Regions from separate parts of the Homo sapiens genome. Here all the other regions are linked to region 3. Evidence: chromatin contacts called from ENCODE Hi-C or POLR2A ChIA-PET data. All regions are on one chromosome and are shown on one strand. Each heading gives the region's core, a stretch centred on a gene start or an enhancer-like site at or near the end of the contact. The rest is flanking DNA. Distances are from core to core; before and after follow the strand shown.

Region 1 (3,594 bases), core at 227-2,726, 8.7 Mb after region 3:
TGCAGTGAGCCAAGATCGCGCCACTGCACTCCAGCCTGTGCCACAGAGTGAGACTTTGTCTCAAAAAACAACACAAAACTCATTAGAGAAACTCAGCAAGTTACAAAAAAATAATAATTAAAAGGGTCTTTAACGCTGAGCCCTTAAAGTCTTTTTTTTTCTTTTTTTTTTAAGACAGTCTTGATCTGTCACTCAGGCTGGAGCACAATGGCGCGATCTCAGCTCACTGCAACCTCCACCTGCCGGGTTCAAGCAATTCTCTTGCCTCAGCCTCCTGAGTAGCTGGGACTACAGGCGCGCGCCACCATGCCCAGTTAATTTTTTGTATTTTCAGTAGAGGCGGGGTTTCACCTTGCTGGCCAGGCTGGTCTCGAACTCCTGATCTCGTGATCCGCCCGCCTTGGCCTCCCAAAGTGCTGGGATTACAGGCGTGAGCCACCGCGCTCAGACTTTAAAGTCCATTTTAAGTCTAGACTTCTATGAAGGTAGACTGCCGAGATGTAAAAGAAATAAAATTAGTTATTTAGCTTTTAGATCGGATTACATTTTCTGCTTTGATTATTCTAAAGCCTCCAGTAAGGCGTAAAGGGAAAGCTCTAAGTAGCGCATCCTGGGAAATGAGCAGATCAGGGAAGGGGTGTTAGACCTGGTATTATGTCTAAAGACGATTTTCATTTAAAGGAGGATCTTCCCCCGGGCAGCTCAAGGTCACATCGTAAATACCTTATAGTCTAATTCAGTGTCCCAAAACAGGACCCCGACTCCCCAGATCCGGGTTGGGGGTGGCTCAGGGCCTAAAGTTCCTACCCTCGCCCAGGTGACACCATCTCCAGGAAGGTCTGCACCCGACCCGGCGAAGCGCTGTCCCGCTTCGCACCCCCCACTGCTCCAGGTACGTGCGGCGGCCTCCTCGGGAGACCCCGCCACTTTCCTGGAGCGTAGCCTGCCACCCCCCGTCCGGGAACCCCGGATTCTCACGGCAGAGAACAGACACCATACTTAAGCACAGGCTCTCGCATCCGACATCAGTACAAGGCTGGGGGTTGTTGGGGGACGGTTGAGCCTTGGGAGGGAGGGTCAGGGTCTGGACAGGAGCCGCGGCCGCCAGATGGGAAAGAACACGTGGGAGCAGTAATGTCAAGTGACACTTAAACCCTTAGACGCCGATTCGTTATAACGCGAGGAAATCTAGAAGAAAAAGCAGGTACCATCAGCGAATTCTAAAATCTCCTAAGGATTAACTTCGGTTATTTTCTGCTTAGACAACGCTTTCTATTCCCGACTTCCTCTCCAATAATGACCCGAATCTGTCGAAACTTCTTGGAAGCCTAATTTACCTAATCCCACGTCCCTAACGGTCTTCGGAAGCGAAGCAGTGTCAACAGTCCCTGGTAAACACAAGTAGTATTACAAGTCGGGAGCTCTTCAAGTCTTGGATGAGACTGTAGAGCGGTCTTGTGCGGCAATGTGCTACCTTAAAATAAATAAATAAATAAACCCCTGTTATGTCCGGAGTTTGTTTCCACCCGGAGAGGAATGGAAGAGCACCAGAGAGCGCTTAGCTTTCTGGTTGGATGTTTTGGGTGAGTTTCTTGGCGCGCATGCGTGTTGTGTCTCAAGGGCGGGTTTGAAGGGAAGTGGGTGTTGACCTGCGGGCAACTGACGCTGTTGTCAGATTACACCCACGACGGTGCGGGTCTCGGGCGTTCTGGAGATACGTAGGGGTGAATTTATGTTTCCGACGATTGCATCTGGAGGGGTGTGTAAGACTCTGTGGCTGAAGAAAGCTATTACGCTTCTTATGTGGGTCATTATTTTAAAAATAGCATTTCGCTTTTATTTGCTTGACTGCCTCTTCTCAACAAATTTTAAGCCCGCCACTACATGTGTTTGGTTTTGCCCTACCAGCTCTGGGGTTGGGGAGTGCACTGTTATGGTTATTGTTGCTCCTGTGGCCATTCTCTTGTCATCCCCACTTTCACATTTTGGCGTGGTGTATTAATAGACTGAGTGGGATTAATGGGTAAATATGACTTTATAGTCAGCTCTAATCCTGGATTCAATATCAGAATTTAGATTTTCAGCTTTGTGGATGTTCGACATTTTAAAAACAGTTATTGCAAAGAGGTGAAAATTTTGTTCTGAAGTCTTAAGGAAACAGAGAAAGTTTTTCCGTCCTTAAGTGTGGGACTTGTTTTGTGACCAACAATATGAAAGGCTCTGAGGTCAGCTTGGAGAAGAAAAAAAAGATTAAGATGCCAGTGAAGAGACTTCGTGAGGTAGTTTCTCAAAATCATGGAGATCATTTGGTTTTGCTGAAAGATGAGTTGCCCTGTGTTCCTCCGGCATTGTCTGCAAATAAACGTCTTCCTGTTGGAACGGGGACTAGTTTGAATGGAACATCACGTGGTATGTGATTCCATGTAGTTTTTCAACCAGTTTTAGTTTAGTAAATCTTTAGTCCTTATTTGTTTAAATTCCCAAACGTAAGATATAAGTCTAGTTTGTACAGATGTTTGAAAACTGACCCTGTTTCCCGGGAAAATGGCCAGGAAGCCTATAAAATGTTTGAATAGATGGAATGAATGAAACTTTAACGTCCCCTGTTGTGCTTTTTTTTTTTTTTTTTGCATTGACTTTTGCATATTTTTTTTTTTATATTTATGGTGGATACACTTAACTTGTATAATGTGCTTTATTTTCCCCCACGTAGTGTTTTTTATAGTTTTCCCCCAAAGTAGTGCTTTTTACCTAATTCACTACTTTCTTTTCATAGTGGGAAAAGCAGGACTTCTGCCAATTGATGGCTTCTATATTCCAATTCACTTAATCTGTCTAGAGCTCAGTGAAAATAAGGATAACATATGCTTTACCCACTTCGCTGCTAATTGTGAGGATTAAATTAATGAATATGTGAGCAAAAACAGCAAAACGCTTTTGTAATGCTGTTCTTTGGGGGATACAGCGGTGACACTCAAATAGTACTGCTGTTAAATTAGACCTTTACATCGTATACATATTTCTACCCATAGTTTGTCCACATCCAATAGTGTATGGTTATATTTTAAAATGTTTCGTGCTTAATCTCACTTTATTGTCAGTACCGAACCTTATTTTCCCAAATATCAACTGTAAAAACTTTCATTCAGATATGTTTAAATACATTTTCTTAACTTTTTTTGCATGCAAATTGTCTTTCCAACTTCTGCGTTATATGGAGTTTATAGATCTTGAATCATGCATATACAGTTTCTAAAGCTAAGGATCTGATTTTAAAATCACTAAAATCTATTCCTTTGTTTTGTTAGGTTCATCAGACTTAACTTCTGCTAGAAATTGTTACCAGCCTCTATTAGAAAATCCCATGGTGTCAGAAAGTGTAAGCAAAAGGATTCTTAATTATGCTCACGTTAAAATTTTCAGTATTGTCAAATAATGCATTCTTAAATTATGTTTGATTAGCAGCATGCCTTGTTTTTATTTAAATATCACTTACCAAAACAAATGTTTTATATACTACAATTGTGACTTTGAATGGTGTTTGAGACATTAAACAAAAGGCCTTCCCTAGAATCAAAAATACCTATTAGTAAG
Region 2 (3,586 bases), core at 763-3,262, 7.5 Mb after region 3:
TGTGGTCAAACATTTAAATAAAAATATACATAAGATGGTCCAAGGTACAACTGGAACTGTCAAGCAGGATTAACTCAAAGGATAATGTCTTATGAACTGTATGACAACATATATAACAGTTTTCAGTTAAGAGCTGGCTTGCCGGCAAATACCTTAATTAAAGATCTCATACAACTTCATCGTTTTCTCCCTTTTTAAGATGTGAAAAATAAAACAAGGAACCACAGCACTACTTAGTACCTAGGGACACAGTAAAAGTTCCTAGCAGGAAAAATGTCTCCCCGTTCTTGTGTCAATAAACAGATGGCACAATTTTGGAATTACAGAAATTAATGTAGCATATCTCCCAACACTTAAGTGAGAAAATACAATATCTCTGAAGTCTTTCTTGTAATTACAATCCTTCATTCACAAATTACTGTCTTATTACAACTTATTATAACAATAACATATATTACTCCTCTCAAAAAAAGCATTATCTATCCAAAAGCTGACTGATATGCAAAATATAGTAACAATAACAAATGTAAATTTCCATTTGTTATTAAAACTGTGGCATTCAAATTGTAAGCCACAAAAACTGCTGAATCTTACGCAGAAAAAGGATACCATTTTCACTTATGGAGAAGTTCCCTATTGTGGATTACAGTCTTCTCAATTATTACACTTTTGTTACTCAATGTGAAACACAAGCACACACACAAAAAAGGGGTCTTTCTTTCCTTTTTCTTATCCGTTTTCATTTCTTTCACACAAGGAGATGCTTTATACGTGTCATTGTTTTGTAGCCTAATTAGAGTTTTCCTATTCTATTATCTCAAACTTTTATCACAGCTTCTTACAACGGACTTCACGAAATTAAATTTTAAGGTTTAGATACTGTAAACGCTCGAGGAAAGACATTAGTATTCTCACTATTACATATTAAGGATTCTCTAGCTTGCAGTTAGGTGATTTTATAATACATGTAAATGCATATAATACACTTAAGGTGCATTATATACATGAAACGAAGTGTTCGTTTTATTTTATAAACTTTTTTTATTTTATAATACACGTAAATGCCTCGAGTGTATTATTATGTATTACATGAAATAAAGTGTTCACTTGAATTTTGCCTCCCTTCAGTCTATCTCTCTTCAGTCGAAAGAGATAAGTAGGCCTTTATTGTCCAAAAAAAAAAAAATTGTCCCAGCCTTTTCAAATGTCAGGTTAAACTGGCAGTCCTATGAATGCCACCTGCAACCTTACTAATGGAATAATTACTCAAAACGAGAAGCCCCCAAGAGTCCCGATCTCAAGTGGCTTCCTCCTATTATTCCCGCGAGGACCCCAGCGACAAGACTCGCCCAACCTGAGGCTCCTGGCTCTCTTTCCTCGTCCTGAGTCAGCCCTTCCCACTACTCATCCGGAGTAGACATCTTCCAACACCCGAACCTTCCAGACTTTCCCTCTTGCCCCCACAAACAAAAGCAACCCTCCTCCCTTGGGACACCCGGCTTCCCCTCTCTGCCGACCGGCCGCCCAGCCCACCTCGGCCCCAAGCACCCCTCCCCCATTTCACGCTCCGCCCGCGCTGACACGGAGCTGCCACCCCAACCCTTCTGTTTCGCACCTCTCTCCCGAGGGCTCCTCCTGGGCAGCCAGCAAACGCCCGCTCCTCGGCCCGCCCACCCAGCTGCCTGCAAACCCCGGGCCTGCCACTCCCTGTAGAGCCGCCGGGGCCCACCTCGAAGAGCTCGGCCGTGGTAGCCATCCCGGCCGGCTGAGAGGCTCGCCCCCCACTGGATGCCGTCTCCGCTTCACATGCTGCGCCTCAGAGGCGCGGCGCACAGGTCTCCGCTCGGCTCGCCAGCTCCGGCTCCGGGCCGCTGCGGGCTCCCCAGCTCCCCACAGATCCCAGGAGGGGCGGGAGAGCGGCCATGAAGCGAAGCCGCAAACGCTTGTCAGCTGCCTCCCGGCGCCGCCCGCGCTGCTCCCATTGTCACCGCCTCATACGCCGGAAGTGGAACTGCGCGCGCCAGGGAGGTTGTCGGGAGGGGCCGGCGAATAAAACGAGCGGCGAAAGAACCGAAAAAAGGCTCGACGCTACCGTGTATGAGGAACTTTGATCCTTGCGGGCCACCATTCCGGAAGTAGAATTTAGAGGAAGAAAATACCGGAGTTGCAGGGTATAGGTAAATTTCTCAAGGTTATAGGTTGGGGTTCTTAGAACTTTTTGTGGTGTGTGTTGGCCTAGAGCGACTCAGAAGCGTTAGTGACTTCACCTAAAAAAGCTAACCTCTCTGCTGAGCGCGACCGGTATGCGGCGCAGGATGAGCCTCAGGGCTTCTGTTAAGAGTCTGTCTGAGAAAGCCGGTCTGCGCTGTTCCTCGGTGGCGACCTTAATTATGAGATGAGCTAATGCTTTACTGACTTAACCATGGCGCAGCGGGCAGTGTGGCTCATAAGCCACGAACCGGGAACTCCACTTTGTGGCACCGTGAGATTCTCCAGGTAAATGCAAATCTGAATCCTCAGGGATGATGGATCAGAAGATCGATGAAGTAGCATAGTTTTGTGGTGCTTCGTGGCCCAGGTTTGCCACGAATAGCTGCGTGACCTTGGGCTAGCCAGTTAACAGACCTCTGTTTCGTCTGTTAAATGGAGATTTTAATAGTCCTACCTTACAGTGTTGTGAGAATTGAGTTGATGACTGGTACATATTATTTACGGTATATGTTTTCTATTAGTATTGTGTTTTAAAATGACCTCCGTCTGCTTAGAATTAAAATGGAGATGACTAAGGGAACGGTAGAAAATTTACTGAGCACTAAACATTTTCAGATTTTTCAACATGCATTGACAAAATCGTTCCAGAACATTTTAACTTATTCTACTGAAAAATCCATGCTAAGTTATATCAGACTTTTATTTTTTTGTTTTTATTTTTTTGAGACGGAGTCTCGCTCTGTTCCCCAGGCTAGAGTGCAGTGGTGCGATCTCCGCTCACTGCAAGCTCCGCCTCCCGGGTTCATGCCGTTCTCCTGCCTCAGCCTCCCGAGTAGCTGGGACTACAGGCACCCGCCACCACGCCCGGCTAATTTTTTGTATTTTTGGTAGAGAGGGGGTTTCACCGTGTTAGCCAGGATAGTCTTGATCTCCTGACCTCGTGATCCGCCCGCCTTGGCTCTCAAAGTGCTGGGATTACAGGCAGGAGCCACCGCGCCCCGCCCAGGCTTTTATTTTTATCTTGTTAATATGTGTCAATGGTAGAAATCATCAGTTTACAGTTCCTAATTGTTGAAGAAAATAGAAACACAAAAAAATGTATTCACTATTTCATATATTGTGTTAAGTTGATCTGGTCCCACTATTAGAATTTGCCCTGTGTAATCAAAATAGCTCTGTTAAGGGAATTGTACAGTAACTCATTGTAAAATGTTGGTGGCAATCGAGTGGGTCTATTTCACCTTTTATTCTCTGGCCATTGATAGTTCTTTTTTGTCACAATTCGTTCTTCCCTGAAGAAAGCTTATAGTGAAGTAGTACCATAGTAGAATTGAGATTGAGGCAGAAAAAAAAGATTTTAATTTTAAATGAAAAT
Region 3 (3,784 bases), core at 526-3,025:
AGTGAGCCGAGATCGAGCCAGTGCACTCAAGCCTGGGGGACAAGAGCGAGACTTCTCTCGAACAAACAAAAAACAAAAACGATGATAGAAGGGTAATGTAGCTGGAAGGAGGACACAGCCAGGAATTGAAGCTGGAAAGGCAAGCTGGGTCTGGACCATGCTGGGTCTTCTTGCACAGCACTGTGATATGAATTTTTTTTTTTTTTTTTTTTTTTTTTTGAGACGGAGTTTCGTTCTTGTTGCCCAGGCTGGAGTGCAATGGTGCCCTTTTGGCTCACTGTAACCTCCGCCTCCCGGCTTCAAGAGTTTCTCCTGCCTGAGCCTCCCAAGTAGCTGGGATTACAGGCGCCGGCCACCAAGCCTGTGTAATTTTTTTGTATTTTCAGTAGAGACAGAGTTTCGCCATTTTGGCCAGGCTGGTCTCGAACTCCTGGCCTCAGGTGATCCGCCTGCCTCGGCCTTCCAAAGTGTTGGGATTACAGGCGTGAGCCACCGCGCCCAGCCGAGATATTAATTTTGGATTCTACTAAGGACGACGGGAGCCAGCTCAAGGTTTTTAAGTGACTCGATCAGATTCACGAGGTTGGTTCACAAGGAACTTCGATAACCCCAAAGTCTAGTGAGCATAATTCGACTGGGAGAAGACACTGCTGCAAGGAATTCTGTGAACCAGACAGATTTGAGGGCACCAACCAGGGTGGATGGCAGATAAGGTCTTAACAGCCTCAAGGTGATTTGCTTCCTTGTTGAAGGCTTTAATTAATCCTCTTAAGTAACTTTCAAGTTCTTGAGTTCAAGTAAACACACTGGCACACTAGGGGAGGAGTGGCAGGCTATAAGCATTTTAATAATTAAAAAAAAAAAGCCTTTTATTGTTCAAAGTGTTCCTTTTCTATGGAGTGCTCCCAACCAGAAGATGAGGGAAATGGAGATAATGAAGCACGTCCCTCCTACCAAACACGATAAATTCTACAGGCACTGTAAGATCAAGAATTTAAGATTATTTTTGTCCCACCCTATTTTACAGGTGAGGTATCAAGCACAGTAACTCGTAATTTTCTTTTGGCCCAATTGAAAGGTATCATATAAGAGAAAGCTGTGTGTGCGTGAAAAGGATCCGCCTTTCTTTCTGAAGAAAAGGGTGGTTACGGCTTCGGAAACGCTTTTCAAGCCAACTCTGCAGCCCGGCTGGCGGCGGCAGCGGCGGCGGCGGCAACGTCAGATTCCCGCAGAGGCGGCGCCCGGCAGGGGCGGCAGGAGCTCAGGAGAGGCCCCCGGGGATCGGGCTGGGCCCCACGTGAGAGCTAAGCGACTGCCCTCGCGCCCGCAGAACAGCAGGGCCTGCATCGACTCTAAGGCGAGACCAGAAACTTGCTAGTGGAGCAATTCTGGTGCCCCTGCCCGGGCTGTGAACCCTCTGAGATCATCCCTCAATCAAACGAATAGAAATCCTCGGGAAGAAAAAAAAAATTGCGGCAATCCGGCTAAAATTCAGCAGCTTTCAGGGACCGATTCAGGACATTATCCCTGTGGTTCCCTCAGTGAAAGGAGACTCGAAGCGCGACTAGAAGTCGCCGGGCCCCATAGATCTGCGGTGCCCAGGCCGTAGGCGGAGGCGCGGGCAGAGGCGGCGGCGGCGGCGGCGGCGGCTGGAGGACCCGGCGCTGGGGGCGCTGAGCGGCAGCCTCGCTTCCGGAGCTCGGCGGGCGGCGTCAGCGGAACGGGCGGCTTCCGGCCGCGGCGTAAACAAGGCCGTGGACTGCAGGAGGCGGGGCAGACGGGCTGCAATAGGGAGCCGGCCCGACGCGGACCGCTTCCCTGCAGTGCCCCGAGTCCCGGGCCCGCGCCGCCGCCGCCCGGCTCCGCTCGCGGCCCCTCTGTCTGCAGGCGTGCCCCGGCGGCGGCGGAGAGCCGTCCTCGGCCGAGGAGGCTGGGAAACGCGAGCGCAGGCGGCAGAGAGGCCTCAACGCCGTCCCTTTCGCCACCGCCTTTTCCTTGCCTCGCGCCGCTGTGCATTTCTCTCCTTTTCCTTTGTTTTTTTGGCCCCTCGCGGGTGTGGGCATTGTTGGTTAGCAAAAGTGCAGCCTCAAGATGGCTGATGGCAACGAGGATCTGCGGGCTGACGACTTGCCTGGGCCAGCCTTCGAGAGCTATGAGTCCATGGAGCTTGCCTGCCCCGCTGAGCGCAGCGGCCACGTAGCCGTCAGCGACGGGCGCCACATGTTCGTCTGGGGCGGCTACAAGGTCAGTGAGTGGCCGGGCCGCGACGGACGTCGCTCGGCTGTGACTCGGGTCTGCGTTCGCGGCCAGGCGGGGAGGCCAGAGCGGGCCGCCGAGGGCGCTCCCCGCCTGCGTCGCGCGCCCCACCTCAGACTCTGCCCGTTGGTTGTTTTTTTTTTGCGCGCGGGAATCTTCCTTCTCTCGAGTACCCCAACCCGTCTCGAACCTCCAGGGCTGCTGTCATGTCACCCTGGTGCTCACAAAGCCAACTCACTCCCACCCCCGTTGTTGCCATTGGAGCGTTATTCCGGGGAAGGCCCTGTTAATGTTGCTTGGGCGGTGCATTCGGAAGGGTTGGGGTGTGAAAGGTGACGGTGTGTGATATCACTCAGACGCGTTATGAGGACGGCCTACGAGGACTTCACCCTCTGGAGCTGGGAACCGCTGCCCACTTACAGGGAGGCCGAGGTGTAGGAAAACTGGAATTCCAAAAGGTTACAGGAACCACCTTATTCAGCCTTCCCGCCTGTGCAAATGGCCATCAGGACTGTTTTCCTTCTGGCTTCAGCTGGGTTGAAGTTTTTCAGCAGACACCCCTATTAAGATAATGGAAAAGCTCCACCAGTAACCAAAAAATCCCCAGCATCAAATGAACTACAGAGTGCAGCTCTTTGACTCTCCGATCCCCTGGTTATAAACAACGTGATTAGTTAGCAGTTTAAAGCCAGTTGCCATTCTTTACCCTGCTAACCTCGGAAATCTAGAATTTTATTTGCTAGGATGGCTCTGAGCCAGTCCTACCACAAAATTCCTCTTTGGTCTTGAAAATGTTCTCCGCCCTCCCCACGCCCGTGCCTTGGATGACTTGCTTTGTGATTGTTTTTAGCTTATGGTACAGCTGACTTGATCATAGTTGACCATTTTTGAGATAGCTTTCAAAGATGGCTGTCCTGATACTTTATTTTGGTTTAACTGCAAAAGTAATTTTTTGCCAATCCTAATGAATCTGCAGTGTTTTCCCCAGTTTCCAATGAATGTGGTTAGAAAATAGAAAGGGGGCCGGGCGCGGTGGCTCACGCCTGTAATCCTAGCACTTTGGGAGGCCAAGGTAGGTGGATCAGCTGAAGTCAGGAGCTCGAGACCAGCCTGGCCAACATAGTGAAACTCCGTCTCTACTAAAAATACAAAAAAAAAAATTAGCCTGGCGTGGTGACGGGCGCCCTAATCCCGTCTACTTGAGAGGCTAAGGCAGGAGAATCACTTGAACCAGGGAGGCGGAGTTTGCAGTGAGCTGAGACGGCGCCATTGCACTCCAGCCTGGGCAACAAGAAGGAAACTGTCTCAAAAATACTTTAGAAAGGGGTAGAGAATTGCAAGAAGGGGGGCGGGGGGGCAAGCATGTAGTCACCCTTATAAAAATGTAAATTAATTCCCCTGGAGAAACCTGTCAATGACACTTCTAAGCTACCTAATTCATAATTGTATTTTTAAAATGACAGCATGAGAGAATAAGACTTTGGGAGTGGGGCAGGGGAGGATTCTTAGTGTGGAATATTTCTTGTGG

The links. A loop is a pair of places that touch in the nucleus more often than their neighbours do. ChIA-PET counts read pairs that join two places held with the same protein, here RNA polymerase II (POLR2A). Pooled maps may share reads with other maps.
Region 1: a loop to region 3 is called in a map of CD8-positive, alpha-beta T cell, with 13 times the contacts of the local background. The contact joins the promoter of TIMM9 here to the promoter of KLHDC2 in region 3. A Hi-C loop is called at or near these places in 1 of 168 maps with a recorded cell type or tissue (CD8-positive, alpha-beta T cell) and 10 of 50 pooled maps. POLR2A ChIA-PET finds 5 or more read pairs at or near these places in 1 of 52 experiments (CD4-positive, alpha-beta T cell).
Region 2: a loop to region 3 is called in a pooled map, with 19 times the contacts of the local background. The contact joins the promoter of EXOC5 here to the promoter of KLHDC2 in region 3. A Hi-C loop is called at or near these places in 1 of 168 maps with a recorded cell type or tissue (prostate gland) and 7 of 50 pooled maps. POLR2A ChIA-PET finds 5 or more read pairs at or near these places in 1 of 52 experiments (activated CD4-positive, alpha-beta T cell).

The regions. Positions count from the first base shown.
Region 1 is chr14:58,426,055-58,429,648 of GRCh38, forward strand. TIMM9 (translocase of inner mitochondrial membrane 9) reads right to left here and starts at 1,477. Exons shown (of 6, transcript NM_012460.4): 1 at 1,338-1,477; 2 at 1,000-1,188. KIAA0586 reads left to right here and starts at 1,665. Exons shown (of 31, transcript NM_001329943.3): 1 at 1,665-2,409; 2 at 3,309-3,379. The coding sequence starts at 2,211. RefSeq lists enhancers at 1-612, 1,627-1,676, 1,747-1,936.
Region 2 is chr14:57,266,893-57,270,478 of GRCh38, forward strand. EXOC5 (exocyst complex component 5) reads right to left here and starts at 2,013. Exons shown (of 18, transcript NM_006544.4): 1 at 1,730-2,013. The coding sequence starts at 1,756. It overlaps AP5M1 (adaptor related protein complex 5 subunit mu 1), which reads left to right and starts at 2,079. Exons shown (of 8, transcript NM_018229.4): 1 at 2,079-2,496. The coding sequence starts at 2,423. RefSeq lists a silencer at 1,444-1,503 and enhancers at 1,813-2,396, 2,044-2,243.
Region 3 is chr14:49,766,378-49,770,161 of GRCh38, forward strand. It overlaps KLHDC2 (kelch domain containing 2), which reads left to right and starts at 1,776. Exons shown (of 13, transcript NM_014315.3): 1 at 1,776-2,244. The coding sequence starts at 2,092. RefSeq lists silencers at 1,176-1,235, 1,576-1,655, 1,826-2,005.